Linked DNA regions of Homo sapiens: region 2 is linked to region 1. Evidence: read pairs that join two places in POLR2A ChIA-PET (ENCODE). Cell type or tissue: GM12878. All regions are shown on one strand. Region 1 overlaps AUTS2 (activator of transcription and developmental regulator AUTS2). Region 2 overlaps AUTS2 (activator of transcription and developmental regulator AUTS2).

The links. ChIA-PET counts read pairs that join two places held together with the same protein. Peaks named below come from ENCODE experiments on the same cell type or tissue, not always from the same donor. Only the 100,000 strongest peaks of a DNase experiment are listed, where the experiment ranks them.
Region 2: POLR2A ChIA-PET joins it to region 1 with 7 read pairs; 1 of 35 experiments calls an interaction of 5 or more read pairs at or near these places.

What each region holds. Positions count from the first base shown.
Region 1 is chr7:69,845,652-69,848,151 of GRCh38, forward strand. The region is part of intron 1 of AUTS2 (activator of transcription and developmental regulator AUTS2); the gene reads left to right. Among named protein-coding and RNA genes, the nearest start is that of AUTS2, 250 kb to the left of the region's middle. In GM12878, no CTCF peak of the experiment used is centred here; no DNase peak of the experiment used is centred here; H3K27ac peaks cover 53 bases.
Region 2 is chr7:70,723,486-70,725,985 of GRCh38, forward strand. All of the region lies in intron 6 of AUTS2 (activator of transcription and developmental regulator AUTS2), which reads left to right. Among named protein-coding and RNA genes, the nearest start is that of GALNT17, 410 kb to the right of the region's middle. RefSeq lists an enhancer at 1,430-2,121. In GM12878, no CTCF peak of the experiment used is centred here; no DNase peak of the experiment used is centred here; H3K4me3 peaks cover 378 bases; H3K27ac peaks cover 1,287 bases.

The DNA.
Region 1 (2,500 bases):
GAGTGTTTGTGAACGAAGGGAGGGTCCAGTTCTCTAAAGCTGTGCTGGTGAACTACCACTGCATAGGGTGGCCCTCTGCTGACCCTAGAGCAAGCTGGAGGTGAGACGAGTTTGTCAGGACATCCCAGATTCTTTCTTCTGTACTCTTTCCTCTTCTCTGTTTTCCACCAATCCAATCAAAGGCAGTGCTGATGTAGTCAGCACAACTCCTGGGATGCAGGTGCCTGGGGCTGCAATTCTGTTCTGACACTGACTGTGGACATTCTGGTTCTGGGCAGCCACTTGAGGTAACAATAATGATACACAGTTCCTGCTTTTAAGAGGTTCATGATGAGGAGCTTCACTGCTCCCCTGTTGCTTTATGACAGGATGAGGATTCAGACTAAATGACCACTTCCCTCTTTTCTCACTCTCAAGTTTTATGATTTCTTTCAAGTTTATTTGGGATTTTTTTTTTTTGGTCTGTGCCTTTTGTTAATATATTCTACATGCATTTTGCTTCTAGGCATATTGATATTCACAAAGTTTACCACTGACAGTTGTAGTCTGAGAGTGTACAGAAAAAAACGTAGTTGACCACTCTATGATTATTCTGGACTCTGTGACTCTCTTAATGCAAGCCAAGACCACATTAGCCTTTTTGGCAGTCTTATTACTTTGTGGCTTTTGTTGGGTTTGCAGTCATCCAGAATTTCTAAGAACAATATTTGGAAGGTGGCTTTGCAGAGACTTGAGCCACTGAACTTCTCTTGTCATGTGCTTCCTTTACTTCACTCCTTTCTTTAATATATGCCTGGCATTGGGCCCAGAATCCATAATACGATATTCATAATAAATACCAACATCTTTTGAGCACTCCCTATGTGTCGGGTGTTACACTAAGTGCTTTACAGGTATTGTTTCATTTAATCCCCACAGCAACTTTCTTCCCCTTTTTCTGGAGACAGAGTCTCCCTCTGTCGCCCAGGCTGGAGTGCAGTGGCACAATCTTGGCTCACTACAATCTCCACCTCTTGGGTTCAAGTAATTCTCATGCCTCAGCCTTCTGAGTAGCTGGGATTACAGGTGTGTGCCACCATGTCCAGCTAATTTTTGTGTTTTTAGTAGAGACAGGGTTTCACCATGTTGGCCAGGCTGGTCTCAAACTCCTGGCCTCAAGTGATCCGCCTGCCTTGGCCTCCAAAGTGCTGGGATTACAGGCATGAGCCACCACACCCGGCCCCCACATCAGCTTTCTAATCTAGGTGTTAATAATTCCCATTTTACAGATGAGAAAACAATATGGAGCAAGCTAAGTCATTTGAGCAAAGTTATATAGTAGCAGGTGGTTGAGGCAGGACTAGAATCTAGGCAATCTAGTAGCACAGCCCAGGCTCTTAACCTTGAAATGCACCTTAAGGCATTTTATAAATTTGTCTTACTTTCCTTAATTTTTCCCCTCTCCCCTACCCCCCAGTACATGCATAATTGCTTTAAATATTATTACTTGTCCTGTCTTTCAAGCTGGCTTAATAGAACATACGACGTAGAGATCAAAAGTTACAGAGTACTAAAGCCGTAGAATAAGAGTTTCTTTATTCATTAATTCATCCTTTAATTCCTGATTGACTCAGTTCCTGAGGTATTACACTGAGCGTGTGGATAGAGAGAGGAAAAAGACCTAGCATTCTGCCTTTGAGGAGTTCACAAAGTCATATGGTAAATGGTGGGCCTGAGATTCTTGTCCCGCAGCAAATTCTGTCATTCTTTGTAGATCATGGGGAAAACTTTGCATTTTGCTCTAAGTGTGCTGAGTTCAGAGTGTAACATCTACTTTGCTCCGCCATAGCCTTTAAAACAGGATTCATCTCTGAGCCTCAGCACCAGTACATCTCTGGGAATCTACCTGGCCTTCTTCATTATGTCCTGCTTCCCTGACCTACATTTTTTTCCTTTTTCAGATTGATTTGTTGTTCAAAAGGCCGGTGCCCCTGGAATGAGGACCTACAAGCTTACTTTTATACTAGAAAATAAAAGACTAGAAGAATCAAGCCTTTGCTCAGATCATACTTTGTGAGGTGGGCAAGAGTAGAAAGCCGAACACTTGAACGTGAGAGCGAGGAGGGAGCCACAGATGAAGGTTGAGGACAGAGAAAGGGAAGCTGGAGGGCTCTAAACTTGCAGAGGCCTGACCTGGCACTTCATCTGTCGCCTCTGAAAACAGCTCTGCTCTTGCTCTTGCTCTATTCTCATCCAAGTACTAGGCGATCCTCCTTTTATCACTTCCCAGTTTCTTCCTTTAGTTTCCTCTAAGGTCATTCCTCCTTTGCACTGGATTTACTTTGGAGTAACAGTTGTTGGTGGGAGGTTCTGATTCTGCAGAGAGAGAAACTGAGGCATGGGATAGAGAACAGCCATCTGTACTTTGTCCTGTAAGTCATTAGAGACTGGCAGAGCCTTGTCATAGATCCCGTGGTTTGCTGTAAGCCACAGGTGGCCCTCATACCCTCATAGGAATAGG
Region 2 (2,500 bases), 880 kb after region 1:
AGAAAGCCCCTAGAGCCTGCACTCTTAGCCACTCTGTTAAAGGAGCTCTTCTTTTTGAGTCAGACAGACAGCAGGAAGCGCCCGCTGTACAGATTGTCAAGTGCATAGTGCTTGGAGGCATTTGAAGGAAGTAAAAGGCTCTATTTTTTTCCCCAGAGAAACTGTTTTAATTTACCTTTCTGAGTTGTAGAGAAAAATACTCGCGTAGCTCTGCTCTTATTTATGTATTTTCAATAAAACAAACTTGTGTATTTGGGTTTTAGTTTAACAGGTCATTGGCCCACATGTAAAGCTGATTTGTTAGGAGTCATTACCTAGAAAATAAAATTCTGAAATAAAGATCAAGTATTCCTGAAACTAACGTTTTGTTTATAGACCTTTGCAAGTATACATGTAGACTTTTTGAGAATTTGAGAAGGGTTTTTGAGACAGAGTCTGGGTCTGTCACCCAGGCTGGAGTGCAGTGGTGCGATCACCACTCACTGCAAGCTCCACCTCCCGGTTCAAGCAGTTCTCCTGCCTCAGCCTCCCGAGTAGCTGGGATTATGGGCACCTGCCACCACACCTGGCTAATTTTTGTGTTTTTAGTAGAGATGGGGTTTTACCATGTTGGCAAGGCTGGTCTCAAACTCCTAGCCTCAGGTGATCCGCCTGCCTCGGCCTCTCAAAGTGTTGGGATTACAGGCGTGAGCCACCCCATTTGGCTGAGGACTTCTTTTATAAATGAAGATGTGGCTGTGATTTTGCAGGCACATATATACCTTTAGGTGTTTTCAGTTACTTTCATATGTGCTTATCAGCAATTTGATTCCATATTTGATTTATAACCCTGCAGGTGTACAAAACTAATATTATAACTAGATTCTCTGTTTTATAGTAAGCTTATCAAAAATCAAGGCATAGTGAGAATTAAAACATCAGTTTATTTTTGGAAGAATGATTTTATTTTCATCCTGACTTTTTTTTTTTTTTTTTTTTGAGACAGAGTCTCGCTTTGTCGCCCAGGCTGGAGTGCATTGGCGTGATCTTGGCTCACTGCAAGCTCCACCTCCTCGGTTCACACCATTCTCCTGCCTCAGCCTCCCGAGTAGCTGTGACTACAGGCGTCTACCACCACGCCCGGCTAATTTTTTTATTTTTTAGTACAGACAGGGTTTTACCGTGTTAGTCAGGATGGTCTCGATCTCCTGACCTCGTGGTCCGCTTGCCTCGGCCTCCCAAAGTGCTGGGATTACAGGCGTGAGCCACCGCGCCCGGCCTCATCCTGACATTCTTTATGTGTAAGGTGCTAAGGTGGTAGCATACTGCTAAAACTAGATTAGTAGTACTTAATCTAGAGGGATCTTTTCAATAATTCCATACATTAAACAATTTACTGTCTCCATTACAAGGTGTACCATTGACTTAATACTGGTTTTTTGGGGAGGGAGTGAGTTTGAGAAACACTAGGACGTTAAAAACTGCTATGTTGATTGTAGGATATCTGGATTTCAGAAACGTTAGCACATGCTTGTGCAGGGGTGGGAGAGGGAGAACCTGTGTCTTAGAAATGAAGAACTATGGTACATTTATGTAGGATATGATATCACATTTTATAATTTGTCTGCTTAAACAATGATTTACAGATCTTTTGAGAAAGAGAGCAAGGAGGTTGGGCCTTTTAGTAAGACAGAAAAATGACCTTCCGTTTAAGACTTAGACAAATTAAATTGGACTTTGAAAGTGGTTTACCCTTTTCCTCTCGGGTAAATGTCGGAAGTGAGTGCCCTGGCTGAACATAAGGGAAGGTCCATTGTCAGCACCCTGAAAGCCTGTTTGAAATGTCATCAACTTGGAGCATTCATTGGCAGCGACTATCAACAGCCCATTTTAAAAGGATGCCTTGGGTAGAATGGAAATTACAGTGGCCAGCCGTTAATCCTTTTTAATAAGGGCAACTGTTGAGGAGAATTATGTTGTAAGAATGAATGAAATTTGGGAGCAACTCTAGTCCCCATGTTCTGTCGTGACTGTCAACACCAAATGTACTTTCATTTTTGCAACTGCCTAAGGATTTTCCATTTAACAAACTTACATGACAAATGGGAAAGCAGTGGCATTCCCTGAGAGTCCAAAATCTGGTTTGGCTCTGCCGTTAGCACATTTGCCTGCAGGGATTGATGTATCTGATTGAAGAATGTTGAGTTCAGCCAAGAGTTAAGGTTAAGGTCCTTCTATTTGTTTTGGGTCAGTTCCTACAGGTAGAGAATTTGAAAGCCCTGAAGTGGTTTCATTGCCCCTAGTAGAGATAAATGGCCAAATGTAATAAAAATAGACAGTGCTGTCCTTAATTGTCCTCCCCTTTATATAAAGGACCTGGGAGGTGGATCACCTGAGGTCAGGAGTTTGAGACCAGCGTGGGTGGTGGGCGCCTGTAGTCCCAGCTACTCGGGAGGCTGAGGCAGGGGAATTGCTTGAACCTGGGACATTGAGGTTGCAGTGAGCAGAGATCGTGCCACTG